3 separate regions of the Homo sapiens genome follow, and all the other regions are linked to region 3. The links are chromatin loops, found by intact Hi-C in ENCODE. Cell type or tissue: heart left ventricle. All regions are shown on one strand. Links, peaks and the distances in the headings refer to the core of each region. The heading gives the core; the rest is flanking DNA.

What was found. Peaks named below come from ENCODE experiments on the same cell type or tissue, not always from the same donor. Only the 100,000 strongest peaks of a DNase experiment are listed, where the experiment ranks them.
Region 1: it touches region 3 in a loop (7-fold over the local background); 6 of 110 quality-filtered maps call a loop at or near these places.
Region 2: a loop joins it to region 3, with 3 times the contacts of the local background. A loop is called at or near these places in 4 of 110 quality-filtered maps.

The regions. Positions count from the first base shown.
Region 1 is chr1:217,388,727-217,398,992 of GRCh38, forward strand. No RefSeq gene overlaps it. Among named protein-coding and RNA genes, the nearest start is that of GPATCH2, 240 kb to the right of the region's middle. In heart left ventricle, for the core only: a CTCF peak has its summit at 5,340; no DNase peak of the experiment used is centred there.
Region 2 is chr1:217,131,164-217,141,429 of GRCh38, forward strand. It overlaps a transcript of ESRRG not described here. Among named protein-coding and RNA genes, the nearest start is that of ESRRG, 410 kb to the left of the region's middle. RefSeq lists enhancers at 2,519-3,285, 4,834-5,545, 5,546-6,256, 6,968-7,678 and a silencer at 3,444-3,738. In heart left ventricle, for the core only: no CTCF peak of the experiment used is centred there; DNase peaks (open chromatin) are centred at 3,985, 4,625, 6,598, 8,616 and 1 weaker place; H3K4me3 peaks cover 4,613 bases; H3K27ac peaks cover 2,622 bases; H3K27me3 peaks cover 4,078 bases.
Region 3 is chr1:216,745,325-216,755,590 of GRCh38, forward strand. It overlaps LOC124904512 (a long non-coding RNA gene), which reads right to left. Exons shown (of 2, transcript XR_007066880.1): 1 at 7,854-10,266. It also overlaps a transcript of ESRRG not described here. Among named protein-coding and RNA genes, the nearest start is that of ESRRG, 27 kb to the left of the region's middle. In heart left ventricle, for the core only: a CTCF peak has its summit at 4,879 (motif pointing right); no DNase peak of the experiment used is centred there; H3K27ac peaks cover 3,296 bases.

The DNA.
Region 1 (10,266 bases), core at 1,439-9,438, 640 kb after region 3:
CCAAAGCCAGTGATTTGTGGGTATAGGGACGGCATTGACAATGGATGCCTGGGTCAGGGGTAATTAAAACATGTCAATGGCCAAGGAGGTGGAAATCGGTTCAAGCCCAATTAAGGCATTTAGCTATTTTACTGCTGCATCCTTTTAGGCCTCTTTCAGCTTATAAATATTAATTTAAAGACTACCAACAAGGACAGTAAACGGATTCGAACATAAAACTTCCTGTCAGGGGTGATTTATATCCAATAAAAGAAGAGCAGGATGGAGAAAGCCTGCTTTGCTAAGTTTATGATAGACAGTCAAAGAGTACCGTCAAAATAAAAAGGCTTTCAGTCTGCTGTCGGCTGTGTGGGTGTCTTCTTTTTAATAAGCAGCATGCTAGAATTGTATTGTTTGCTTTTATCAGTCCCTTGCACTGTTGAGGAAAAGTTCTCCTGCACTGCTAATTGAACTTGTACGATTTATAGGCTCATGGCCTGAGCATGGGAGAGATTATTAGGACTTAAAAGATAATAGTGCCAGCAAGAAAATTAAAACTGCTTTCACCACTTATATTTCAATAGTGCATAACTTTTACCCTTTATACATCCTACGATGGCATAAGAATTTGTTTGAAGGGAGATCTGTCTTAGAGTCTATGAGAAGCGATTTAATGCCAGAAAACCCTGCAGCTGTCTTACCAGTACTACAGGGGGCCTAACCATGTGAGTCTGAAAGTGACTTTCAATTAAAAAAAAAACAGTTTTCTAGATAAAAGGTGAACAATCTGACACTTCCAGATTATCACTGTTGGGAGATATTCTCCATGTGTCTTTCACATGTCTGTAGATCCTGTTAGCAGAAGCACTCTCTCTCTTGGCTCTAGACTCCTCTTTCCATGATGTTTGTACAGGGAACAGCCTTAGAAGAGAGAGATGGGGTCGCCCTCTGGAGCCAAGGCCAGGCTTCAAGCTCAGCAGTCCTCCTGGAACACAATCCACTATGTGTACAGGTGCCACCTGGTCCTCTTCACGTTGCTTTATGGGAACTGGGGATCGCGGAACTGATGCAAATGCTGATTCACTGGCTCCTGCCTGCCATAAGTAATAAGTCCAACTTCTTAGCTTAGAAACAGATAAAATCATCAGCAATGTGAAGTTAGAAAAGTAGTATGTGTAATATTTAAAATAAAAATACTTTACACGATAATATGTCTCTATTTCCCACCAGATTTCCACATTTAAAAGCGTAGAGTTTTCCTTTGACCATAACCAGTGAGAAGCTAGTATAAAGATGAAGATTAGGGAGGGTTATTGAGGAAACTTCACGTTCTTGAATCTCTGGGGGGTAAAAAAATCCTCAGCCTTCTGACGAAAAAGATGTTAATAAATGACAGAGTGGCAAAGTAATGTCGCTTCCAGTTCCTCAATTCAGAAGGTTATTGAAATATTAAGAATTATTTATGGTAAAAAGAAAACCCCTATGAATAAATAAGTCAACAACCTGAACAGACATCTTATCAAAGAGCATATACAGCTGACAAATAAGCATATGAAAAGATACTTTACATCATATGTCATTAGGGAAATGCACACTAAGACAACAATGAGATACCTCTATATACCCATTAGTATGGCCATAATCTAGAATCCTGACACCACCAAATGCTAGCAAAGGTGTGGAGCAACAGGAACTCTCATTGCTGGTAGGAATGCAACATGGTATAGTCACTCTGGAAGATGGCTTAGCAGTTTCTGACAAAACTAAGTATATACTTACTGTAAAACCCATCAGTCCTTGGTATTTACCCAAAGCAGTTAAAAATTGACGTCCACACAAAACCTGCCCATGGATATTTGTAGTTGCCTTATTCATAATTATCAAAACTTGGAACAACCAAGATGTCCTTCCCTAGGTGAATGGTTAAATAAACTGTGGTACATCCAAACAATCAATTAGTCAGTGCTAAAAAGAAATGAGCAATCAAGTTGCAGACATGATGGAACCTTAAATGCATATTACTAAGTGAAATAAGCCAATCTGAGAAGGTCACATGCTGTATAATTTCAGCAATACAATGCTGGGGAAAAGGCAAAACTAGAGAGACAATAAAAAGATCAGTGGTTGCCAGGGGTTGGTGTGGGGGAAGGTTGAAAAGGCAGACACAGAGGATTTTAAGGGCAGTATTAATACTCTGTATGATACTAAAATGATAGATACATGTCATTATACATTTGTCCAAACCCGTAGAATGTACGAAACCAAGCATGGACCCTAACACAAACTCTGGACTCTGGGTGATAATAATGTATCAGTGTAGGTTTACCAGTGGTAACAACTGCACAACACCGGTGAGGATGTCAATAATGGGTGAGACTGTGCATGTGTGGGGGCAGGAGGTATTTGGGAACTCTGAACTTTCTTCTTCATTTTTTTTTTCTGAACTTAAAATTGCTCTGAAAAAAAAAGTCTTTAAATAGGAAGAAAAGAAATATGTATGGTAAGTAGAAAGACTAACATACTATTGTATATAAAAATTTAGAAATGTGTATTTGCATAATAACATAATTTTAAACATGATTTTCAGTAATTTACATAATGTCTAGCTAACTAGGGCTAGGATCTTTGGCAATGTCTTCTGCCTTTCTCTCACTCTCTATTATCTCTTTGCTTACTATTGCAAAGCACTGGAAAAGTACTAGTGGTCAGGGGAACAACAAGAAATAAGACAATCCAAGCTCTCCATCAGGTTCACTGTCTAGCAACAAGTGAGACACACACATGAGTTAAGTGAGCCACAAAGAAGGAAGAGGGTGGAAGTGTCCGGAAGTACCAGGTGAGGGCTCCACATGGGCATTCTGGCCTCTGGATTTTAAGTGGGAGTATCTATATGCTACATATTACTTGAAAATTTTACTCCAGGATCTGGTCAATGTCTCAGTGTGGTGAGATGAGGTCCAAGATATATGAAGTTGTTTCTTTGTATCTATATGACCAGGAAAAACTACGTTTGTACATGGCTAACTTTACGTCTATTAGAAGTCACCAAATATTATTAGTTTAGCTCTTATTTCCAACATTCATACTGTCTAAATTTTGTAAGTATTGCTGACTTGAAAGTATCATATCAGTCCTGCTTCTCACAGTCTTGTAAGTAAGAAATCTCGTAATCTAACTCTGGCTCTGTTCTGAGATCCAGTGGAGTTATTAGGATGAAATATGTTCAGTCCACCAAGAATTTTTTATTTTCTAGTGGCTGATTATTTGGCCCATTGAAAAAGCTGGAGGTCACACTGTAGATTATATGAACTATTATGCCCATTGTCCATTAGCCCCCAGGTGAATAGAGTGACCCCCCCCCTTCACTGTCCTCACCTCCAGATTATGCATAAGGAAAGACAATGTCCTTAACCAAGTTTTCTCCCATTCACATCTTCAGATATCACAGTATTGTTCCTTTTAGATCATTAAGGGAAGAAATATGCTGAACATTGTCTCTTTTAAATGGACAAGGGTGGGATTTCTGCAAGGAGTGTGTAGTCTGATAAAACCCATAATAAAAAATGTTGAGGCTCCCTCAAATTCCACATGGAGATCACTACAAGTTTAAAAAATAACAGAGATGTATTTGTGGAAGGAAACCCTGAACAAGGATATACATTTCCTAAAGAGAACAGGATGGTTGAACAAAGCTTTGATGATGGAATTAACATGAAACAAAGGCCCTCTGAGGAAGATCAGTCTGAAAAGAAATGAAGAATACATAAAACTTTGTTTAATTTATGGAATTTATATGCTGCTGACCAGTAAGTATAAAGTTCCATTCCCTTGGTCCTCATTATCACTCATGTATTACTTGTCAGTAAATGTGATGCACTCAGAACATAACAGCTACGGTAATATTTCTGTTCCCACTGCAGCTTTACTACACCCATGAAACTCTGTAATCTTTAAATTCCCTCACTGTTAACATCTGCTGAAACATTATTGGTCCCAGCATAGCCAAGCTGCTCTGAAATTACATTTAGCAGAGTAGTTAATGCTAACAGTATAATTCTAGACGCAACCATGTTTGAAAAGAGCTTTATAACTCGCACAATGATTGTGCTTCCTTTAGCTTTTATTTCTTTCATATCTGTGTTGTATCATGATCTCATTGGTTTGGAGCGTGCCATTGGAAAAAATAGCATATTTTATATATATTGTTCAGTAAACACTACATTACATTCTGACTTTTCTTATTGCATGAACGAAACTCTCTTTTTCTAGCACTTTTTAAGTGAAGTGAAATTCCATTGCAAGATATGATTATAAACATTTAGCAATTTGAGGCAGGAAATTAATCAAGTTTCTGTAAAATGAAGATATTTTGTCACCCTGTTAAGGTGCTTTGAATGTTTTAAATCGAAATGGTCCCACAAATATGCTAAATAAACAGGTTGTTTGTGACTTTTGTTAATTAGAATGCATTCCTTCTATAATCATAAAGTAGTTAACCCCTTTTAAGAAAAATCTTTGCCCTGAAAAACTATCTTTGTTATAAATGCAATAATATAAACATTGTATTGACATTACTCTAAAATTTCTCATTAATATATTTTATATCAACATATATTATTATAGTTATATTTACTATTATATAAATGATGTTTAAACATTTTTAAATGTGGGCATTTATCTGATCTAGAAAATGCTTTAGTAAATTGCTTGGTAGAAGTTAACGATTTTGCTTCCCCAGAGAATATTCTTCCCAAAACTAAAATACTATAGTTTAATTTCACCATCAAGTAAAAATATGTATTAATAATTTAATACTAAGCAAAATCAGACACTTTTATTAAATTCGAATTTTGTTGAAGGCAAGAAGTACAGCTTACTAACACGATATAGAGAGTGGTATTTTTAAACAGTTAGTGAAACATCTGAATATATGAAGGAAGAAAGAACATGTTCAAGGGTGTTTATGTGGTTAACTTAAACAGGGTTTTACAAAACTTTCCTTAAATGTACAAGATACCTGCCAAAGTTGGGGCCGTATAATATAATCAAAGATAATTGTATAGAATTTATTAATATATATGTTGCTTCTTGAATTTTTCTATATTTGTGTCATGTATAATAGTCTGTTGAAGCCAAGAGATTATATTCTTAGCTATCTCTGTAGGATCTACGTCACAATATAAGCAAGATTAAGTCTTTCCTTATAAAAAGTGTTGGGTTTATCTTTTACCCCTACCCCCTAGGAATTTTCATCCTCTCTGGGTTTCTTGTTCTTCATGCCAAGAGCAGTTACATCCACTATGCAGAAACCCTCTGGTCAGAAAATTCTTTGCTTTGCACTAGTGCCCTCTACTTGCTGGCCAGACTTTTCACTTGGGTCTGGCATTCCCTCTTTATTCAGGCTCTCTTTGGCTAGATTTCTGAGTGTCTGCTACATATCTGCCTGTAGTGCAGACCCATGGCTTGCATGTGATCTGAAGCTGTGTCCCATCTTCAAGCAGCAAATGTCTGCCAAGCACCTGCTTGCTAGGTACTGACCTTTGCGTGATGCTTTACCCAAATGTGCTCTAGGTCTGGATTCCAGATCCTAACTCTGCTCTGATCATTGGCTTTCTTCCCCAAGCCTACAATGCTCCCATCCAAGCTTGTATTTCATCACTCTTATTTCTTATTTTTGGATCCACAAACCCAAACTTCTTTCCCTGTACTGACTTTCCATGGTTGATGTGATAAAAACATTAATTTTTAAATGGTATTTGGTTGTCTTTCATGGTATATGTACAAGTTTATAATAAAGCTCTAGACAGAGAAACAACAAAAAAAACCCTTAGGTTTTAAAATATATTCACAGAGTAATTTACCAGACAAGGCAAAACGTTATATTATCATTGAATATTTATCTTTATTATGCTCATCTCCTAATCTTGTACAAGAATATGCATGGAGGAAATCTTATATTTGAGATCTAAGCGGTATCTGATTAATGAACAGCAGTAAATTATAAGTTGCCAGCTGGTTTTCCAACATTCGACTGTAATAATAATCTGACTTCATATCTCCTTTTTCTCCTTCCCTTTCCTCATTATTACTGTAAAATTAGAAGCATATGGAATGATATTTATTAAGGCAAGGTGAAATCTGTAGAAAGTTGAAAAAAGAGACAGAAGAAGTTTATTTAAAATTATTACCTTGGGGTGTGTGTGTGTGTGTGTGTGTATTTGCACGTGTGAGAGAGAGAGGAAGATGAAGAAAGAGAGAAAGAGGGATGGGAGAGGAAAAGAAAGAATTTCTCCCTGTTTGTCCTTCATCTCCTTCAAGACTTGTCATCAACAGTTCATGAAAGGGGTCTATCAGGTGACTTAAACAGACATGGTAGCAACAATTATCGTTGTCTTCAGCTGCTACTTTGAAATTCCTTCCCAGCCCGTAGCCCCTATGAAATCAGTGAGCTTAGGCATCCCTATTTATGCCTCATGATCCCTCTCCAGCTTCAGCTGACTGGACTAGAGGTAGATGCACGACACCTCCTACCACCATCACCACCCAAGGGGAACTTGATCCTGGCTTGGACTGAGCTAGTAAGGTTGTTGGGTTTGTTTTGTTTCCTTACTCCCTTCTTTTTCTCTCTCTCCAATTATGATACACAGAAATTGGAACTAAAATGTCATTTAGAGCTGAGGTTACAATTGGAAGCACAGCAAACCAGAACAAGGTAAGTTTAATGAGCAGAACCCAAAATTTTGCCTTGCAGGGGAGATTAGTAGAGAAAATAACGGTGCAGAAAGCAGAAACAAGCAGAGATAAACAACATAACCTTAGAAAGAGAGATAGCTAGAGGAGCTCTCGGGCAATTTTCTAGTCCCACGAAGTCTGGCTGTGCCCTCTTCCCAGTAATATATGCTACCATGGGGTTCTCCTCCATCTTTAAAATAGCCTCCTCCTCTGCATTGCATTTGAGCTCCTTTAAGTTAATTTCTGTTCTTTGCAACCGAGTTAGCACTGACAAAGATGGCAGTAAGGGTACATCCTCCCTTCAAGGATCACACAATCCAAGTCAGATACCAATGGCTGAAAGGGCACATCAAAGATATCTGCTCTGAAAAAACACATCAATGACCAGTGATTCTCTGACATGTAGGCTTCTTTCTTGGCCATCAGTACCCCTGTACGCCTCTAACTATTTGTTCAACTTTATTGTCATCACCTTGGAGTTAGTAAAAAATCAATTTTGAAAAACATATCAGTTGCCTATATGCAAATGGCAGAGAACAATACAATATTAATATTTTATACATCATATCTGTTCATGTTTATAGTATTATATTAAATCAGATTAAAATCAATAGCTAAAAAATGTTAACATGGAATAAACGTTACAACCCATGGAAAGATGGGTAATCTCAAACAACAAAATCAAACCTGAGATCACATTTTACATGGTCTTTGAGACTACTTTTTTGTTATATTCAGCAGGCTTCAGAAAGAAGACTTAGCTATTTTGAGTACATTGTTTTCTGATAATTTATATTTTAATATTATTTGTGTGTAGATTTTCCACGTTTTTCCCCCATGTTTACTCAGGAAAAAAGTGCTTATCTAACTCCCTGGGGCATCTAACTTAAGTTTTAATTCACATACTTGAAAAAGTAATATAAATTTGGGATCATAAAACATTTTTAGTGATATTAACATTATATCACAATATCTGAATTTTGAAACATTGTGGAATCAGCATTGTACTAGGCATCACAAGGCCTTGGTTCTAATCCCAATTCTATTAAATTATTTATGTCACCCTGGGCATATTTCTATCTTTTTGAGTCTACCCTCTCCTCCCCACCCCCAAATTAAGACACAAGAGCACCTACTCTAAGGGCACCTTATGAGAAAAAAAAATCAGAAATTTGAATGTTAAAGAGCTTTATAAATCACATGTCCTAGATTATTATGATGTTAGTAGTGACAACAAATAGATGTGTGGTGTGTCTTTTGTACAGGTGTGAGAGCCTGTACTCACTAGTAAGTCCCGCTGTCTTTTTTACCAGTAAGTAGCCATAGCATCTGTTGAACAGAAGAGGAAAAGGCTGGATTCTTGATATGAGACAAAACTGACAGGATTTATGAAAGGTTAACTATGGACCATAAGAAAAAGCAAGGAATCAAAACTAAACAATAGTTGACAGTCATTCCTTCAACAGCCACCTCAACAGTATCTTCCATAGAATGCTCCCACAAATTCTATTTGTTAATTTAACAAATGTTTATGGAGCACCAACTTTGTATTCCATGCTCTGCTTACACTTGGGTATAAATCAGAAAATAAAACACAGTTCCAACTCTCAAGAACTATGAGTTTACTGGAAGAGACAATCAATTACCATACAATGAGGGAAAATCGTGTTGCACAGAGAAGAAGTATCTAACACAACTGTTACCCACAGGAAGGTGAGAGCTAAAGATAGGCTTTGTGGAAGCCAGAGAAAAAGACAGAGGAGCATTGGAGGGAGAAGGAACCCTATGTGTTCTCCTAGGACTTGCAATTTGTTCTGCAGAACAAGGCATACGTGTGCATATCAGACTTTACAGAAGTTTGAAGATATGGAGGGATTTCTATTGCAGCAAAACAAAACTCGAACATTACAAATCCCTATTATTAACAGTCTCTGTGCCATATTGCTTGCAATGATTGGCCTTCACTCACATCTCATTCTCTTCAACCCTTCTCAGACCCTATCTCTATTTCATAATCCCCATATTTACCATTTCTTATGCAAAGTAACTTATCTGTGTTTAGCTCCTGCCCCACCCCCCCATATTCAATTCAGCATTTTCAGAGATAGATGAGGCCATGACAGAAGCTTTAAAAATATGTCTGTAGGCCAGGCACTATGGCTCACACCTGTAATCCCAGCACTTTAGGAGGCAAATTGGAAGGAAGATCGCTTGAACCCAGGAGTTCAAGACCAGCCTGGGCAAGAGAGTGAGACCTGGTCTCTACTAAAAATAAAAATTTAAAAAAATTAGCCGGGTGTAGTGGCACATGCCTGTAGTCCCAGTTACTTGGGAGGCTGAGGCAGGAGGATCACTTAGCCCAGGAGTTCGAGCTTGCAGTGAGCTATGATGGTGCCACTTCACTTCAGTGTAGAGAGTGAGACCCTGTCTCAAAAAAAAAAAAAAAAAGTTTGTAAGTGACCTTCTCTAACTCATCTGTAAGCAAAATTTCTTCCTCAATGGTGGTTTCTATTTCTCCAGTTACATATTCGTTTAAATGTTTTGCATACCATAGAAGAAAGCAGTCCAATCAATTTGTTCTAATTGTCTTTTATACTCTATTGTGACTTTTTTATAAAATGTGTTTTAGGCTGAGAAAAACACTTTTTAAAAATATTTGGAGAAGGATTAGAATTAAGTGGAAAGTTAAAGAAAAGCCATCTTGTGTATGTACTAAAAGTCACTCTGGGGCATGTTTTAGGAGCCCATTAATATATGCAGCAAGCGGTTGAATGTATCAAGTTTTAATTCCAAGGCAAATGTTAATGGAGCACCAAAATATGCCCTGTTCGGTCTTAATGCTGAATTTTAGTATGATAATACCTGCAATGACACCTAAATTAGGATAGAAGCCCCAACTGACTGTTAGTGAAGTTTTCAAAACATGGCAATTTATTGATTACATATGTCAAATTCCATTGACAAAATCTATTTTTTCACATACAGTAATAAAAATTGGCTCAAGTTTAAAATAATCTGATAGCACCCATTATGCAATGCTTCACTCATAAATACTAAATAATCAAATTGGGCATGAAGCCAGCAAAAGGGAACTCCTTCTGTCAGTTCGGAAAAGATTACTTTAAAATATTTGACTGTCTTACTTAAATGGGCTAAAAATGTACAAGACAAAAAGCAATCACATAAACCAACCATAAAGAGAAATAATTTTAAGATAATATCTAGTGTCATTAAAAATTTACATACCTATTTTTAAAATTGATGCTTAGAACTGATTCAATAGTTACCTTGCTTTATTATTAATAAACAGAATGAAATGTGAATATAAAATATAAATGTAAAATAAGAAAATATCTAATATTCTTTACATTTTAGCCTGCATCTGTAAGATTGTAGCAGCACATATGAGGCACTTGATAAGTATTTGTTGAATGAATAAATGATTGGATGAATGACCATGGAGATTAAATGTCTTATCAGAAAATAAGTACCCATAGAACCATTCCTCTCTTGTTTATAGACATTTATTTTGCATTTCCTATATATAAGCACTAT
Region 2 (10,266 bases), core at 1,519-9,518, 390 kb after region 3:
TTGCAAAGGTCCAATTTCCTGAAGCTATGTTAAATACCCAAGCTATGATTTTTAAACACCTCAAAGAAAATTTCTACATAAAAAGGCATGTTTATCTTTTATGACATGTCTATTTAAAGGTTAATATGACCATATTTATTAATGACCAGGTTTATTCCAAATAGCAAAGAAAAAAAAAAACAGTGAGCAAGTATTTGAATAATTCAAGTTAAAAAAATATCTTCACTTTGATCTCAAGCATGTATCTAACTCAGGTGAAAGCAAAGGCAGTTTTAGCTAGAACTACCTGGAGAATTGAAGAGGGAGTAATCCTGTCCCACAGAATCCAAACATATCTGGTTCATGTGCTGTTATTGTAAGGAAATTTGAGAAATACAGCAACTGAAACCAACCTGTTGAAGGTGACCAAGAACTGGATGAAAGTAAATGCTTTTATTTTATGTCAAAATGAAGTGAGATATTGGAGGGCGCAGAAGACTTTGGAGGTTGTATACGTATTCAGTGGTCAACTTCTAAAAATGCTCAGCCAGAATACAGCCCTGAACATATGGCTAATACATAATCGGAGAATTCTATTTCTTCACTTAAGGGGAAAAATTTGAGTTCAAATTGGTGAGACCTAATAGAAAAGTATCAAGTTAATTGAAATTCCTTGTCAAAGAGTCACTTAGTTCTCTGGGTTCTCCCTAATTCCTTCCCTCCTGACATCTGGGTTTCAGGCCTCAGCTCTTTGCCTTGAAATGTGTAAATTTGATGATCAAATAAAATCCTGGAAGGAGACTATACTCAGTTCCTCTAGACACTGACCTCTTAGAAAAAGAAATCCCAATAAGGGAGGGCACAAGATTAGGAAGACCCCATTGCTGGAGCTCTGGAGTTGCTGACCCAAGAAAGATGATGTTGGGGATCAGAGTGGAAAAGGAGGGAGGAAAGGAATTGTTCCAACTTTTAGGAAAAGCTTAGCCATTGCCTTCATCTGTCCATGCTCAGTAATTTTATTTTTTTAATTTTGTAGAGAGGGAGGTCTCACTGTGTTGCTCAGGCTGGTCTCAAACTCCCAGAGTCCAGTGATCCTCCTGCCTTGGCCTCCCAAAGTGCTGGGATTACAGGTGTGTGACACCTTGAGCTAGGCCAATTAATTCCGTATTCTAGTCAAAGGTCTAGCTGGGAAAAGGGAGAGGAACAACTGGGATTGGTTCTCAGGCCATTTTAGTACCCAGATGACACAGCCATGCTGGTAGAGAAGGAAGGACGGTGGCTGAGGAATTGCAAGTGGGATTGAGAAAGGTGGGGAATTTCAAGGCTCATAAAGTTATCTTGGTCTGGGATGGTTCAAGCTGATTATCGCATCCCTGGCAACTTAGCAGCCAGTGGCACCACGAAAAACACAATTTAGGAACTGTCAAGAGATTATGCTCTGATTATTGGTAAAATGGTGGCTGCCACTTATAACCATGATCTAAGGTCGGTCGTCTAAGAAAAGCAGGGCCTGTATGCAGATGGGCACAGGTACCCACTTCTGTCCAATTCCACGTGCATGGACACTCTCTTGTTGCTTCTTCTTGGGGGTTACAGGTGCATGGTTACCCCGTCCTTGCCTCGTTTTGGGGGTTACAGGTCACAGATCTGAAGTATTTCTAAGAGGACAATTCCTCTTTCTGCCATTTTCCAGAGTTGCTTGAAAACGAGCTAATTTGGAGGAAATGAAATTTCTTCTTTCTTCACTAACTGATTTGGAAACAAATGGGCCTCTCCGTTCTCTGTCACCACCTCCCTTCCATACCCCGAAAGTTTCTTGTCTAGTTTTGTCTACATGGTGGAAATGTCATCTTTACTCGCAAGGAGAAAGAGAACTTGGGGTCCTTCCTATCTAGAGCCCCAGACTGTGAGGAAAGACCCAGGGCTCTAGAGGTCAGGCCACAGAGGCCTAGCGCGGGAAGGACAGGCCAGAAAGAAGCCTGCTGTTGGGAGAGCGAACTAGAAAGCTATGGCCAGCATTGCCGCATAGAGAGCTGAGCGAGTGAGTCTCACAGCCAGAGCAAGTCACTTTCCTAAGCGACGGAAGCTCCCGAATTTTAAGATCCCGTCAAAGGCGGGAAAAGCCCTAATGCTTCACAAAATTCTTGAAAGCGGAATGAATGATTTAGACTACAAACACTATGCTCCCACCGCTACCCAGGAGCCTGGCGCCTAGCGCCCCATCTTCAGGACCCAGAGTTTATGCTAAAGTAAAATTGCCGGAGGTACTGGGAGCCCACGCTCGGGCCTTCTCCAACTTTGGCCAATACTTGAGCGACGCGTGTCATAGAAACATTTTGGGGATGGGGTATCTAAATGTGTCTGAGGGTCCTTGGCTAACTAACTCCTTCACTCTTGAAAGTCCTGGGCTTTTCAAACTGAACAAGGTGGAAAGAAAGACAGCTAGCAATGGTGTTTTCCTTTTTTCTTTCTTTCTTTCTTTCTTTCTTTCTCTCTCTCTCTCTCTTTCTTTCTTTCTTTCTTTCTTTCTTTCTTTCTTTCTAACTGTGCTTTTACTTTGAGTCTTTTCCTTCTCTCTTTTCCTCAGTACTTCTGCCTTTCTTACTTTGACCTGTTCTCTCCTTTCCTTCCCTTCCCATTAGGGCCTAGGGCAAAGATCAACAGCTAAGATAAACCCTCAACCAAAGAGCTGAGCGCATTTACAGTTGGGGAATGGGGCTGAGAGATACTGAGACATCGCACCTCCAGCACCTGAATTCCAACATTTAGAGGTCAGAGCCACCGGTTTCTGCCTATGAAGATGTACTAAGTTTCGCATCTACCCATATCCCCGAATGTGGCCCAGAGTTAGTGGCAGAAACTTGTTTCTGCTTTTAACTTTGCAGTTGAGTTTTGGAAAGCGGTTTTGGGAGGGCCAGGTTGAGAATCTGGGCAGCTCCGGGCCAGATGCGGGCGCCCCGGGTCCTGTCTGAACCAGACTGCTGCTGCAATGTGAGCTCGGGAGGGAACTGGGGATGCGAGCTGGGAACAGACCGCGCTCCAGCCCCCATGGTTTGTGACGGGGAACTTCGGGCGCACACACCCTGGGGAGTAGGTCTCCTCCAAATGGCACCGACACAGACTGGCGCTGGATCTTCTCTCCCTGCTAATCTATCCGCAAAGACCGCCTGGGCACTTTTGGGGGAATGTGGCCAAAAGGGGACTCTAACTGCGACATCTACAGAGGAAGGAGAAACTGGTGGTGCCTAAGAAGTTGATCTCGATGCGCGCAGTGAGGGCACAGGGCCCTGCGCGCCAGAGAAGCGAAGCCAGCGGTCTCCACTTACTTGTTCTTAATTCCTCCCTACCCCCGCTCTGGCCTCTCATTTTCGGCCTCATGGATCCAAGACCCGAGGTTATTTTCAGTCACAACTTTCTCCACACCCCGTACCCCCAAAAGTGTACCTCAGCTCAGGCGGGAAAGGGCACTTTGACCCGCCGTGCGCGAGTTTCCAGCCAGCCGCTGCGCGCCTGAGAGAAAGAGCGCCTGGCTGCGGCTCCGAGCGCACAGCTCTTCCCCGCGTGTTTGGCGCGGCTACGTTTCTCTTGCTCCGGGCTGAGGCTCGAGGAACCTCGCCAGCCTGCTGTGGTCCCGTCCCCTTGACGTTTGATTTCTAAAACCGCATAGTCTGCGGCTCTGGCATTTAGAAAAAGAGGACAAGGTCAAGGCCTGTGGACCGACCGCCGCGATCCGCTTGCACCTTTGCTCTCACAGCAAGCGAGTCCTGGCCGCAGCCGCTGGAAAAAGGTGCCGCAGCGCCCAGTTTACCTGGAATTCAGGGACCTGACCCTGACTCTATTTCCGGCTAGTCCCAGCCTCTCCTTCCTCTCCTTTCCCCGCTTTCCGCCCAGGGCGGTTCTGAGATTTTGATTAAGAGAGATCTGTCCCCGCACCGCAGAGGGATGGTGCCAAATGGCCAGGCTTCCTGGGCACTGCGTCCTCATTCCCAGGTCAGAGCTACTGCGAAAGGAAAGGTCTCCATCTGGACGCACCTCGTCCCCTCCCCCAGCGCGCGGGGCAGCCCTCTAGGGCCAGCTCGGGCACGCGCTTTTCCCCCTCCTCACCCCCTGCTCCGCCCAGCCCCGTACAGTTTTATTCTTTATGAAACACACACGCCCACCCCGCCTCCCACGTAAAGGCCAGTCTTGACTCATTTTGCGCCCAGATGCAAACTCAGCTGGAAGTTGAGGGTAGGGCCAAAGAGGTGAGGGGAGGGTAAGAGATACAGCGAAATAGAGAATGAGAAGGGAGAAATCAAAGGGGGAGGAGGGACAAGAGAAAGCGTGTGGAGCTGGAGGTTGAAGGGGCAGAGGCGGAGGCCAAGGACTGAGCAAGGGGCGCGCGCGCGGCGGCGGCGGCGGCGGTGTTGGCGGCGGCGGCGGCAGGGCGGCTGCACCTCCTCCCAGCCTTTTCGCCCGCGCGCGCGAAGCGGGGTCAGGCGCGGACCCACATTCACCGACTGCAGAACTGTTTTCTTTGCCACTACCAGAGGGTGTTTCGGGGCTCCCCACGGTCTTCTCCCTGGCTGCTTGCCGCGTGAGAGCAGAAATAAAACAAAACAAATCACGGGACACGACGGAGTCGGGCCGCTGGGCGCCTCCGGGATCGCTCTCACTTTGCACTCGGAAGCGGGCGCGGGGATTCGGGCTGCCGCGTGTAGCCTATAAATAGCAAACTTTTTGACCGAAGCAACTAACAAATAAGAGGAGCAGGCGTGCATTTTGCTCAAGATCCCCCCTTTTCTGGGGACGACCTTACTCCCACCCCCGCCCCCTTTGCAGTAGTTGTGAGGGGATAGATTGGGAGAGAGAGATGAAATTTAATTTTATTAGAATTTACAGTAGTGGTGTTAATTTTTGCGGAAGGGGGTAAGAATCTCGCCATTTATCTGACCTTCTCTACCCACCTACCTTTGCTACCCTTCTCCCCCACCCAACAACTGGCACTGGATGGGAAGGGCAAAGAGCGGAGCTCCCAGGGAGGGTGGCTGTTGAAGACAGGGGGCGGAGGGCGATCCGGAGCCGGGTTTCTCTCTGGGAGTACCGGAGTGAGTGGGAGGGAAAGGGAAAGCAACGCCAGGAGTTGGCGTTTTCCTGAGGTACTGGGACAGGAATTTAGGTAACCCAGAATTTTAGATGGAAGTGCGAAAGGTGAGTGCGGAAGGCACAAAGGAGTTCCTGCAGTGCAGATTTCCTTTCCCAGAAGCGACAATAACCCACTCAGCAACTTTACTTCAACCCTAGGCTCTGGCCTACCGGGAGGGCAAACGCGGGCACCCGGGTCACGTCATCGCTTGCTTGGGGGCGCCAGCTCTAGCGTAAGCCTGAGCTGCGAGATAGCTCCGTGGGGTTTTGCCATGGGGTCTTGCTTACTAATCACCCCGCACGCCCTCACCCCTGTCCCTGGACGCCCTTTTGCTGCACCCGCTCACATCTGCAGACCCAACGGATGGGATCTACTTGACTGAGATTCCTGAACACAACTTACTGCCCGCCCTTCCCCTTTCCTTTTGGCCAGGCCGGATTGTGGGTGGTGATTGGCTCAGTAGGATTTTCATTTTCATTCTAGGTGCTTCCTTAAAAATAAAGCCCCCCGAATATAACAGACACTCGCTCCATACACCAAACTTCCCAGTTCCTGAGGTTGCTACGCTAAATTTATCCTGAATGTCGCACAGAAACCAGGGTCAATAGGACGATCAGCACGGATGGGTGTGGGGATTGAGGAAATTGGAGATATTGCAGCTGACGCCAGGTACCGGGAGAGGAGAGTCCGCAGATGCAGGGACGTTGCTCTGCTCCTCTTTGGACGTTCTCTGCCTCAGTGTCAGGCCTGCGAAATGGGAGTCAAGCCCGTCCCGTGGGCCTAAAGCGACTAGTAGCTGGGGGGGAGGGAGCCGGAGGACAGTGGTGCTTTTTCTTTCCAGTGCCCCACCTCTGCCCAATGCCAGCAGCCAGTACACTACACAAGAGGTCAAACGCCTAACCTCTACTAGTACCCCAAAGGGCAAAAACCAAACAGGGTCCCCCATGCAGTTTATGTAGTGGCGTTGCTGACCCAATCGCGCCTTTCCTAACACCGCTGCCCACCAGTTACCTCCTCCTAAGACCGCTTCCCACTAGTTACCTCCTCTTAAACGCAAAAGTTACTCTGTCCCAGAATCCAGTTTGGAAAGAGTGGAAAAATGCAGAAATACTAAGGGGGCTCAGGCAGTAGCTCCCCCTGCGGGGTGTGCCCACCGCCCATGGCTCCACGCAGGCGTTTGCGCGCGTCTCCCTTTCCAGCCCCCGCGAAGACCGCGCCTGGGGCTCGAGAGCTGACGGACTGCCCTTTCCAGGCTGCCCCAAGGGCCTGGGAGGCTGCGGTACCGCCTGTCGGTCCCGGTCCCGAGCGCGCTTGCTTAAGAGTTCTCAAAGACGGGGTTGGAAGCAGTACAGACGTCCCCGGTTATCGCTGCCGGGCTTGTGCGCCCCACGCCACCTACCTGTCCGGCCTTCCCGCTCCAATTGCTGACCCGTTTAGGGAGCCCGGCCTGGAGCCCGCCGCCTCCAGAGGAGCCCGCCCTCGCCCTCCCCCGCGCGCCTCCGCTCTCTGGGACGCCTGGCCAAATGCGGGGCGGTCTCTCGCGGGCCATTGGCTTGGGCCACCGTTCCGAGTCAGCTCCTAGGATTTCCCCAGGCTTTGCGGCCCCTTTGTGGGTCTAGGCCAGCGCCTCACCTTGCACCCTATTCCACCTCCAGTCCCCTTAGGTGCCCCCGCATCCCTCCTCCAGAGTCCAGGCTTTGAAACTGCAGCAACTCCGCAAAGAAAGCCTTTGGGAAAACCTCCTAGAGGGCCGAATGTGGAGGTCGGGTGGGTGGGTGGGTGGGTACTCGCGGCATTTCTCAAGGTTCTGGGTGTTCGTAACTAGGGGAACAGGCCCTATGGGGGCAGAAATGACAGACGCACGAACAGCGTCTCTGTGGCTGTCTGCAGCGCGAGGTTCACGTCTATTGTTTTATGCCTCCGGGAGAGCTACCCCGCGTGATAGATCTTTTCAGATCCATCACTGGAAGAAAAACCCTGGTGATAACGATTATCTCCCGCTCGCGCTATCTCGCCATCGCCCCAATTCATCTCCCTCTGGCTCTAGCCCCTTGGGGAGACGAGGAGGGCGAGGCGCTGGCAGGAGGACCGGCCAAGCCGCTGTCCTCGGATGGAGAGGAGAGGGAGAGGCACGAGGCCACCTCATTCGTCCCTTTCCGCTTCGGGCTGGGGAGACAGGACACCGAGGGTTTCTTTCTGTCTCTGCCAAGCCTCACGCTTCTTTCAAATGATTTTAGCCTGGTGCTACGGTCTATCCATATACATTTCCAATCTCATGGCTCATAAACTATTAGCAAAATGGTTTCATTATTCACCTTCTGTATCCTACAAAAGGGAGAAAAGAAAGGAGCGGGAGGAAGGCACAGTGGGGGCGGGGGACAGTCGTCGGACACTAGTTAACAATGATGCCTCCGGTGTTTAAATCATAGCTCAGACTGCTTTCTTCAAGCCGACACTCAACAAATCTGGTCTGTTTCCAAGGATCTGTAGCCGACCCCTTCTCCCCCTCCCCCTCTCCTCTCTGTCTCTCTCTCCATCCATCATATCCATCTCTCCTTAATACTTGGTATTCTGGAAGGACCAGATGAATAGCGAGATACTGCAAATCCATTATTTGCTTCATTAGGTGTCATCAATAAGGCACGCCCTTTAGATACGACACACATAATTAATTGGTTAGATTTGCTATCCCTGGCCTCCTTTTGGGTGGTGTTGGTGATGGGATCATGTGGCATCCCTGAAACCATGTTAAGACAAAAGTCTAGGTTGATAACCAAGAAGTTGACTTAGAGATCGGTGTGGCCTTAAGGTGCCCAACTCGGCACCAAGTCCTCATCTGGCTTCTGCAAGTGGGGAAGTTGCAATGAACGATGTGTGGGAGTGTGGGTGAATGTGGGCGTGCATAGGAGCGCCTGCCCCTGTGAATGTGTATAGGCAGGAGAATGAGGCGGGTTGGGCCGGGGGGTGCTAACAGATTTCAGAGAGAGGGAAGATGCAGTCAACAGCTCTTACTCAAGGTCTTTGGTGGATTCTGAGAAGTGTAACACACACACATACATACACACAGTCAACCCAAATGAAAACACAAATAGAAGCAAAGTGACACATGGAGGCCTGAGAACCTAGGGCAAAGGGCTAAATAAGGCAGAAAACTGCGGGCAGGCGGGAGCTGGCAGATGCAGCCTTGGGCCAGTGGAACCTGGACCTGCTCCTCCGATGAGGTCGATGATGATATTAGGTGTCTCCGCGAATACTGTTACTTTTCATATAAATATTTTTAAATCTAGAATGACTATCACTCCCCCTCCAATACATACGTACTCTTCCCCTGAACTTTTTGAAAATATAAAGGACGCTAGGCAAGTGAGCTTGCGGTAATTATCCCTGGATAGAGAAACCAATCTGGCTGGGAGAGGCCCCTCTGCAATTGCCGGCGGCGGCGGCGGTGCGCGGGCCCGCGCAGAGGCCGGGGACTTCGGGCGCTTGCTAGGTCACCGCGCCGGGCGACCGCCGCTCGCCGGCTATTTAATATACATGGGGTGGGAACGGAGCGAAGCGGATCTCCGAGCCTGCCTGTCCTGCAGAAAAAAAAAATCAATTTGCTATTTATTTTTGAAATATATAGATTTAGGGAATGTTTTTTCCAGCTCGACCCCCTTCAAGAATGGCGGCCCACATTTAATTACGTCTTTTAATGACTTTTCCCTTATTTGCCATCGCTATTCCACGTTAAGGGCGGGGGCGGGGTGGAGTTTCTTTGGGGGGTTTTCAATTCTGGTATCTTCAAAAAGATTTGCCTTATGTGTTAATTGCATGCTGTTAAGCACATCTGGGACTGTGTGCTGACCAACTCAGACCAACTTTTAATTAACACATTGACCCGGAGAAGAAGCAGCCGCCCAGCCTCCCCCTCTAAATATGTATATTAGCCACGCGGAGGCGGCTCGGCCCGCGCCGCCAGATGCAAGCAAGGAATTGCCTGCGTCGAGGGGCGGGAGGGGGTGCAAATTGCAACGGTTCTCTCTCTTTCTGTGAGCGTTTTTTCTCGCCTCACCTCTAGGAAAACAACAAAGAAAAAGAGTAAATGACCGGCTCCTGAATCAGGCTTCTTACATCCTTTAGGCGTGACTTGACCCCAGGCAGGGGGCTTGGAGGAATGGGAGGGAAGGCCTGCTAGAGCTATTTTCTAACCAACCTGCCTTGGGCCTGAGTGACGACTCCAGCCTGGGCTCTTGGAGTGGACCGAATTCTACTAATGAATATGGGAATGCCCTAGGATCCTGGTGGAAGGAGAGAACGAGCCACTGATTGCCTTTTGCGGTTCTGCTCTTCCTCCTTCCAACCTCCTCGCCTTTGCCGGAGGCTCTCCGAGGCTAAGCCACAAACTCTAGGGCTCCGGGTCCCAGAAAAAGGAATACTTGTGTTCCCCCCTCCCCCACCCCTTCGCCGTATCCCTGCTTGGAGCACGCTGTAGTCAAGATAGGGTAACGGAAATGAGTGGCTATTTTTAGGACTCCAGGCCCTTTCCCAGAGGTCTAGGCTATTCAGGGGTGATATTTAGCAAAGGCCAGTCAAACTCATGTTGGAGGGATAAATAAACCTGGAGCACAGCAGAGATGATGCCGCCTGCAGATATGCAATTTCACCCTAAGTAATTTCATTCAGGATTGATGGCGTTTCACTGGAGTGATGCCTTCAAAGTGAGTGCCTAGCTTGCTTCCCTGTAGAGCACAAATGCGGGTTAATCCCCAAATACGTACTCATTTTCTCTTTTCGCATCTAATCTCAACTGCCTCGCTCTTCTAAGTGCTTAGCTTCTGCACACAAGCCTATATAAAAATGTCAGAGTGGTATTCCTTCTCCCAGCCATAAAGAAGTTGGAGTGAATCACTCCCAAGTCACCATTTAACGTCCCCTCCAGGTAACAGTTGAAGTTTCCTGTTTGACATTTTTCATTCCCCAATACAGAACTTTTCAATAAATAAGCAGTGCTAGCGTGAGGAGAAGCCTATGTCACAATAAATTCACAGCTATATGCTCTAACTATGTCGATGCTTTGGAAAATTTAATGTGACAAGATTGCGCCCCAAATTCCTTCCACCTCTTTTTTTCCTTATTCTTATTCTCCTTTTTTTGTCCTTCTCTTGAGTCTACTTTTCCTA
Region 3 (10,266 bases), core at 1,556-9,555:
ATGTGGTTTGTTTGTTTGTTTGTTTGTTTATTTCCCATCATTTTTTCCCAAAGACAGGGTCTTGCTATGTTGCCCAGGCTGATCTCCAACTACTGGCCTCAAGCGATCTTCCTGCCTCGGCCACTCAAGTTGCTGGGATTACAGGCATGAGCCACCATGCCCAATATGTTTTTGCTTCTTTCATTCACTTAAGTAACATTTTTCTCTATTGCAGACACTGTGCTATGCATAGGAGTTTTTACCCTCTTGAGTTGAAGGCTGAGGTTCCCCCTGCCCCCTCCTTTCCCTTTGTCCAGTCTCTCAATGCGTGTATTCAATGCAGGCTGGTTAGCCAATTGATTAGGAGGTTGGGTAAGTTTCCATGTCAGCTCTGTGTATTACTAGGAGTTTGTCCTTGAGAAAGTTACTTAACCTCTCTGTATTCAGTTTACTCATCTGTAAAAGACACACTCAATAAAGAATGGCTATTATCTTTAAATTGTATTATGGTGATGTATATTTATATTTCAGTCCTCATGTAGAAGGCAATTATCTATGTATCAAACTCATTCTGTAAATTGTAAAAAAGTATACAAATGTAATGTGGTGTTATTATTTAATACAGGGTTTAATATAGGCTTTAATGTAGAGTTTGTTTCAAAGAGAAGTGAAAAATATTTGTTGAACACCTACTATGTCTTAAGCTTTGTTCTGAGAGCTTTACTTACAGTATTTTGCTCAACCTCAAAAAAGTTCAATAATGTAAAAATAATAACAGCCTTCTTTTATTGTGCAATTATCTAACAATCTTAATAATGTAAAAAGTAGATATTATGGTGATAATGATTCTGATTTTATGAAGAAATAAAAAGAAGGAAATGAAGCTCAAACATTAACTTATCCAAGGAAACCTGGCTAGTAAGTGACAGAACCAGAATATGACCCCAGGACTATCTGCTGCCAGGGTCTGAACTCTTTCTGCTACAACACATGCTTTTCCTAGATGGAAGCAATGTATAATAGAGGAGGCCCAAGCTAGGCTGATGAAAAGAAAAATGATACCAAACTAATAAAATATTCATATTTACAGGCAAAATGCCCTCATTGGAAAAATATTAATTTAATATATATAGTGTTTTATATCCCAAATAGTATGACATCCACATAACCGTAAATAACAGAAGTTACCAAAGCTAACTTTTAAAAGAATTCTTTGCTTAAAGTTCTTAATTTTCGTAGTATTTTTGCTTGCCTAATGATAGAATGATGGTGTCAAATTTGAAAATGTAGGCAGATGTATTCATTTTTAAAGGTATCACTTGGAACGTCATACCATTTATTTAGATCCTATAGCTGATTAGTGACCTGTTTAAATAGATAAAACTGGTAAATGTTTGATGAAATAATAAACATGTGCACTGAATCTTCATCTCCTAACTTAAAGCTCTTACAGAGTTGTCAAATTCTAAATAAACAAAGACTGGTCCCTTTTTCCAAAAACTGTCTGTTCATCAGATAAATGAAGCATGTAAACCCACGTGCACACACTATTTTGCTTTACTTTGTGCTATACCTGTTTGCAAGGAATTGTAACCATTTTCCTTAAAACGGCCTTATTTAACTTAATTTTTTTCCTTCAATATATTCAAAAGACCTTAGATTATTATCAGTAATTATCAGTATGACTTAGCAAAGGAAACCTCATCAAAGAACTCATAAAACAGGCTTCATAGAATTTGTATTTTGTAGACTTGTTTTATTTTATTAATTTCTAGCACAAACATCTCACTTTAAAGCTTCCAAAAATGCTTGCACACCCCTAATCTGATTTTACCTATTTGTGAGATAAATGATGTTAGTTTTCCAGTTTTATTGATTATGAAACAAGGATTCTGAGACGTCATTTAAATTGCCTGGGATTCTATCAACCCATAAGTGGCAGAGACAAACTTGAGAGTAATTACCCGCATCCCACCAGGCTTCTTTCTGTCTTAGCCCTGTGTTTATTCTTCTGCCTCACTCTATGGCAATACCATATGATGGGAATAATGTCAGTGTTCATATACCTCTTTGTCTCACGTGCTAGGTCCTCACAATATCATTCATATGGCTCTGTTCCTCTGCACAGGTCCTTTATAGCATCACAAGGATATAATGATAGATTGGGTGAAATCCCTCTCCCCTACCCCTATGCCCAGCAACACAGCTTCTCTCTGATTTCTCTGGATATCCCAGACACAGGAAGGTAGAGCAACTGGGTATATGGCCCACAATGATTGCATTTCCTTCCAAAATAGTTATGATGATTTTTATCAAATAATCCATAAACACTTAATACCAAAATACTTACTGGTATAATTCTGGTTCTGCTGTGAGCAATTTGTGGACTTTGAGCGAAACGTTCAATCATTTTAGGCCTCAGCCTACCAACTTTACTGTGAGAAAAAAGGACTAATTTATACAAAGTCTATTCAAACCTTAAAATATTATTAATCTATGAAAACAGTATGTGGCATAATTCAAAAAACAACAGTGCTCAGGAGGCTAAGATATAATTAATAAAATCCAGTAGGTTTCCTCCCTCATTTTGCCTATAATGTTGCTTATTCTATCAACTCCATTTTGCTTTAGTTTCTTGCAAATGAACTAGAAAGGTGATTGTATAAAGGTTAATTCTATGATGTCAGTAACATGAACTTTAATAAAAGATACTATTGAAATAGAGTTATTACTCTTAAAATGTAGGGCATTCAGATAGGACTATATTGGGATGTAATTATTGATTTACAAATAAAGTTTAGAAAATAAGAAGCTTTGGAAGCAGAGGGTAAAGCTGGAATCCCTCATAAGCAGTGGACTCTCAATTCACTTGTCAATGTATAGCCTAGATCCACACTTGCTCAGAACAGGTTACAAGTATCACACTAGTTAATCCATGCTACCCAGACGGAATGGAAATGGACATTTTGTGGCACCAGAATGCCTAGCTACTCTAATCTGTCTGGGACCCCATTTTTTTAATGCAGTAGTAGCAGAATAAGAAAAACATACAAGAAAGTCAAATGTTTTCCCAACTGCAGAAGCAAACACTTTGCCAGAAATTCCAAATAATTTAAAATGTGGCCTTGCTTTCTCTCCCTCTCTCTCTCTCCCTTTTACTATCAGTACCAAGCCAAGAGTCTAAATATTAATAGAACTATTTATACAGGCTGTTGTCCACCTTAATGCAGATTTTTCAAATTTCTTCTGCAACTTGCTGTATCTGAACACACAGAAACCTCTTATTTCTCTTGTGTTTGCTCAAGTTACACAAGTAAGTTCATGAACATTTTGCCAATACACAAATTCTGATTTTTTTGTGGGGAATATAAGTCATCCCTGTGTTTATAAAGTGACAGAATCTGGAAGGATGTTGTCAGGCCAGCCAACTTTTTCAAACTCACTTAAATCAAGTGCTGTTATTGAGGCAGACGACGCACAGAAAGCAAGTTCACATCTGAGTGCAGTGGTTGTCTCCATCTAGAAATAATCTCAAAACATGGTATGTGAGTGTGGTCTCCTTGGGGGCACCACATACCCTTATAGACAGGCACAGAGCTGGGGAGGGGCCCATCCATTTGAGTCTATGCTTATGGGGTGGCAATCTTCAGTTGCCTACGGTCGACGTAGAAAGACAACACCTGCTTAAATCAAATCTCTCATCCATCCCTTTTAATTTGTCATGGCTCCATGCTCTTTATTCCAGTCCATTCTCTTTCTAGCACTATAAGGAGCAGGGAGAGCAGGCAAGAGACCCAGCAGCAGCCTGTTTGCTGGGAACTTGCACAGTTAAGGTGTCTAAATATTTTTTTTTTTGCACTGTTATGCCATCACTTAAGGATCAATTAACTGGTCTCTGTGGCAAACTGCTGTTCAGTGACTGGTGCCATCCAGTGCGCTGGGCAAACTGACACCAATGACCAATGCTCCCCATGGTTTGTCGTGTCTCTCAGGTTCCCTAAGACCATACCGACGGCACCTGTTAAAGCTGCTTCTGCTAAGCTGTTCTGCATTTGTCTGGCTGGATTTGGACTTCCTGGATCTCTGACTGAATACAAAGTGATTAGAGAGCCCAGTGTTTGGCAACAAGCGCGATAGGGAATACGCTGTGTGTGGGTCCACAGGAGCACAATGTTCTTCATAACCCCATGCAGGGAGCGCCCTGCTAGATTCCCTGTGCTGTGGAGATCAAAATGGTCTCTTTTGTCGTCAGCTGTTTAACAGCAGCTGTTTAATGTAATTCCAAATGATTTGCTTGAATGAAGTTGTCATTCCTGCAGTAATCTTTAATTTGGTAAAACACATAGCTGAGCAATGCTATTTTTAATATTATTTTAGCTTTAAAAAAGTTTCCAGTCCCCATATTTTCCATGATGATGACAGATCGAAATCATTACTGGGAAGTATAATTACGCAAAGGAGAAAACTAGATATTAATATCAGCATTTTTCTACCTAAGTTAGTCAAATGCTAATTGGCAAATAGAGGTTTATCAAAACAAACAAAAAATAAGTATAATGAAGTTAACAGAAGAATTTTTGCATCATAAACTTTATCCCCATCTATCACTAAATGTAAATTGCACCTTTTTTCTGAGGAATATGTCTTATGTTAATAAACTCAAATAGCTAGTCTAGGAAAAACATTTTAAAGATTTCATGTTTTAAGCATTTGGACAATAGTGCTCAAACATTACAAAGAGGACCACAAATGAATCAACCAACCTTCCTTCCTTCCTTTCTTCGTTCCTCCCTCCCTTCCTTCAGCTTTATTGATTATCATCCATTGCAGTTTGTAGAGAAGTCTGTTTACAAGGCAAAAAATGCCTGGCCTGTGTTCTCAGGCAATTCTGCAGTTCTCCTGTGAACAATAGAGGGCACTGATGCTTCTAATCTGGCAGACATCGCCTCGGAGAGAACAAAATCACTCTTCTACTTGTGGCTTGCCTTCCAGCTAGCCAACCTCTCAGTACCACATTCCATTTGTGATAGACTTTCTCTCTCCTAAGAAAGCTACCTCTTTTCTTTCTCTATTAGTTGATATTCTATGTCCAGTTTTCAAAGCTCTGCATTAAAAAGCTGTTCTTCAGTTAATAGTTTGTGGTCTTTTAAAAAAATATCTCCTGGCTTTTCTGATTATGAATGGCTGTTCTTAAAGCATATCTTCTTACCTTACTGATCTTCTTTCTAACCCTATTTAAATACAATTCATTCAGAGATGATGCTACTTGCTAGGATCTTGGCTTAAAAATGAAAACTCTATAGGCTAGGACCCTTTATAAATATATGTCCTGACAACCTACTGTCCAGTGGCATGTATTTATCAAATGTCACAAATTAATACATTGATAGGCACCAGGCCACCACCCGAAGAAGAACATACTGTGATACAGTTCTTCACTAAAGAGAGTTATTTACCTTTTTTTAAAAAAAAACTCAAAGCCATAACAATTTAAACTGTTTCACTTGAATCAAATGAGATGCATCATCCATTTCCCTGATGTGCTTTCAGTAAAGAAGAAAAGGCTTCATAAGAAATACCTTAGGAGAGTGCTCTGTGTTTAACCATTTTCTCACCATAAAAGTTAAAATCACCTAATCAGAAAACACCCTATCATTTTATACTGAATGGTTCATAAGAACATAAAATTCCATTTAGCACTGCTACCCGCTCTCATCATCTACCCTTTTAAAATGCTTACCCATCTTTCTCATTGCTATTCAAAGAAACAGATTTATTTCTCACCCTGGAGTTGGGAATTTTGGCATGCCAGATTGAAAATGTACCCAACACCAAGTAGTGGATGGGTTATTCTTAGTCTCCTTACACGCTTAAGAGAAAATGGGGCAGTGTATGTCTCTAAATCAAGTGAAGTTCTTTGGAAACTATGACTTCAGCTATAGCTAGATTAGTGAGGCTGTTGTCATATTAGAGAAAGAACTGGGATCATGAACAATAGAAATGCTAGTCACAGCAAAAGAGATGAAGGGACAAAATCTTAGGGACTGTGAGAAGAGGTTGCAGAATTATTACCATATTCATCATACTTCTGATTTATTTTAACTTTGGTTATGGAAATTAGAGAAATTCCTCCAGTGCCTTTTTGATGTCTCTGAGCAACCACTGACATTTGGTGGGGGGTATTTTGCCTCAGCCCAGCTGTGCAAACCCCTTTCATCATTTCTCTCCTGTCCCTTTCATCTGCCCTTTCACTGCCTGCCCCTCCACTCCCTTTATTCTTTTCCCTTTTTTTCCTCCCTGCTTAGGCATCAGGGCCTGGGAGCCACCAGTAGACCCAAAAGACACAAGATGGCTAGAATAGTTCCTGTTTCTTCCCTGATAAAGTCAAGGGAAAAGGCCTCCCTAGATAACCTGTCCCTTCGCTTCTTTCCTCAAGGTTTACAAAATAAAAATCAGAATCATTGGTGATAACCTTTCTTGTGTTTTAGACTGTTTATCGTATTAGATGGAAGAATATTCAGCTGATATATATATTTTTTTCTTTTTGGAAGAAGCTATTTCCATGCTGTGGCTGAGCTCTCTGGCAGCCAACAGCGCCTTTGATTAGAAGGCTACTTCATAAATTACAAACCACCAGAGTGAGAGTCATTATGTAGAATGGGCTCTGCCATCTGGTCGTCCACTCTCTACACGATAAAGGCCATCATCCTTGCTCTGTGGCTTGGTTACTTCAAGGCGTCCTTAGCCACAGCACTGAAAGAAAATAGATGTTTTCATTCTAAGCTCACTTGGCCTTTTAAACCTAGAATATTCAAGCACTTGGAAGGGCTATTATTCCCATTTAACAGATTGGGAAACTGAGATGTAAAAGAGTTAAGTATTTTTGTAAAAAATCCAGTAAAAAAAATGTACAATTTTTCCTTTGCTTCAATAGCAAGAGAGCAGATTCCGCTTTTCTCTGCTTTCTAGCTGTATAAGAAATTTCAGATACATTTCATTTCCATTTTCTGAAAGGTTCTATCAATGGAAATTACGGGTGCATGTGACAGGAGAGAATGAATTTCTTATTGAAGAGGTAGGCACTCTGCAACAATTCATCTCAGCTGCCTCTAAAGAACAAAAAATAAAAGTTTTTTAGTGAAGTTGATAAAATGCCAGACAGGAATGAATACTTTACTTTTACTTATGTTTCTTTCCTGAAGCAAACAGGAGAAACATACCTCCCTTTACCTCTGGAAAGCAGTTCAGAACACACTGCTAGAGGTCCTATTCTCTTCAGAAAGAACTTCTGGGCATTTGAACTAAAACTGGCCAAATCAAAGAACTGTTTAGCCCAGCATGGATTCAGTATGATGGTAATTACTAATTGCTTGAGTCTGAGACATTTCTTTCTTCCTATACTAGGGTATTTTAGAACAGTAGAGTGTAGTGGACATGTATTCTGGAACAGTGGCTGGGTCCCATCCATGCCTCTTATTAGCTCTCTGGTCTTGGGCCAGTTAGTTAACTTTACTGTACTTCAGTTTCTTCCTCCATAAAATGGGCTTAGAATAGTAACTACTTCATTGGACTGTTGGGAGAATTAAAATAGTAAAATTGTTACAGTGATTAGAACAGAACTGTTTCAAGAAGAATATTTTGCTGCCTTCTCACTATTTTTTTTCAATCTATCAAGATTAAAAGTTATCAAAATAAAAGAAAGGTAGATGCAGAACCACCAGTAAGTTTATACCAGGATGATGAGGATGATGTCTCACTTCTATTAATGGAAATAATATGTGTGGCTTTGCTGTCTTTGTAACCTATAAGCATTACCAATTAACATGGGCAAATGATAACCAAAGGCAAAGGACCATATATCTATATATTGATACACACACACACACACACACAGAGTAGTACCTGTCATTAGAACTTCCTACGCATACATAAACATGTTTCTTGTATTCCTGTATCGAAAGTTTCAAACTACACACTAGTGCTTATGATTACTTCTTTGCAAAGATATGACAATTCAATTGGATGCTTTCAATTAATGTTCAGAGAGTTTTGCCTGGTCTGTAATGTCAGACACTTTTCTTATCAAAGAAGGTTGGAATTTATGAGACATGGCAAGAGAAAACCATCAAAGGGTATTTTTAAAGTCCATATTAATGATTACTGCCACCCTCCTTTTAAAAAACAGTGAAAGAAAATGTCAGGAAAGGAGTTCAACAAACTAATACTGCTATTGCTTATAGTTTCCTTTTATCTTAAGTCTATGTTCTGATTTTAAAAAAGTTAATATCAGAGGTGCATTTGGGCTTTCCACATATTTTATAATAGTTGTGCAAATACATAAAAGTGTATATATTCTTACATTCCTGTGGTATAGCCCTTTAACAAAGTGTATAGGTATAGTCCAAATAAACTTAAAGCATACCTAATTTCTTAGCTGAAAAGCCAGGACCCTTTGGAAGTATTAAGGATTATGTATTATGACTTTGTATCAGAGTGTCAGAAACCCTGGCTTCAGATATAACAGGAGGGAGGAGGTGGGGAGTCGTAAGAAGGACCGGGTGTGCATGCATTGTCTACATTTTCTTCAGAGCAGGAATAAAATCAGTCACCAGTGATCTTTCATGCAACATAAAGTTGGACTTCCTGGGCTTGTTCTGCTCAGCTGTGACTCCACTCAGTGTTATCAACTCTGTGTGGCATTTGGTTATCCTACCATTGCTGCTCTCAGGCCTTTTGTCAGAAACCATGCTGATTTTACTGCCATTTTTTTCTTCCCAAAACATAAGAGCTTTCAAAAGTAACTTAATGGGAAGCAGCTAGACATTTTAAAAGAGATGGAGGAAAAACAAAAACCCGAAACCTTCTTCCTTCCAAATATTCTGAAATATAAGACCCAAAATGAATGTGACCTTGACCCAGCCTATACATTTCACCAAGGGGTCTAAACCCTGGGGAATCCCAGGCCTTCCCTCCAGAACACTTACACACATACTCACATGATATAGTGCTGTCTCAGGATTAACTTTTACAAAAGAACAGAAGTATCTCGAACTTTCACTCTAGAGTCCCGTATCTTTTTCAGTATTTCCTAAAACATTTAAATTGTGTTTTCCCCTCTCTATCACACTGCAAAGGTGACAGTCAACTTTTATCATTCAACATCCTTTTGGGAGCATCTTTCCTTCTGTACCCTTAGTTCAGATTTACCAGCAACTGTTAAAAAATATCTGCCTAGGAACTCTATATAAGAAACAATGAGTTTGGCCTAAGCTACTGCTGTGATGATTCACAGATAATCATTCAGCCGCCGGGCTCTATTTATATATTTATTTCAGTCACTAATTTCAGATTTTATTCCTTAGTATCTAAGTCAGTACAACCAGGCAAAAGAGAAAGAACTTTTTTTTTTTTTTTTTTTGCCACATTTTAATCTAGTTGCGTGTTGCGTAAAAGATTTGGTGGGAAACTTTGAAAGTAATGAATCACATGAACTTTCTCAATGATTTGTGGATTTCACTCTCAAACGTTCCTTTTCTATTTCAACTCCATTATAATGGATAATTGAGAACTGACTACACAGATGGGGAATGCATCCATCCATTCATTCAACAAATATTTCAAGATGATGACAGGGACATCAAATTTGCTACATGTAACTAGGCCTTCTTAAAAGAGGCAGATGATGATAGACTATGGAAGAAGGAGAGTATGGCTTTCATGTTTATATATTTTGGGTATTCCATGAACACATTTACAAAGAACAATAAAGAGAAAGGGGCTGCATAGCGGATATTTTATAGGTTCCAAAGCAATTCATGATTTTATCACATCTACTGTTTTCTTTGAATAAGATATTTTAAATAAAAACTGACTTTACTTTTTTTCAAAGCAGCAAACTGGTGAATTTTTGATGTTCTGTAATTTCCTGAATTATGGTTTTATATTAAATGTCATTCCTCCCAGAGTGGTAGCAAATTACATGATTTGCCTTTAAAGCAAAAATTAATTTGTGAATTTCAAGTCATGATTTGCCTTCATTCCACCTAGACCAGGACTCTAGATCTTAGAGCCCCCCAAACTCAGCTACTGTATATTGTAAAAAGGAGCATTTGGTTAAATAAATGGCTAAATTATCAAAGTGACTATATCATATCCCGAATTATCAATTATATACAAACTACATACTATATAGAAAATAGCTTTGTTATATTCAATAGCATATTATACTGTGGTTGGTGAAAATAAAATTCCTTTTTACTCCTATTTTCTTATATTTACCTCACATGG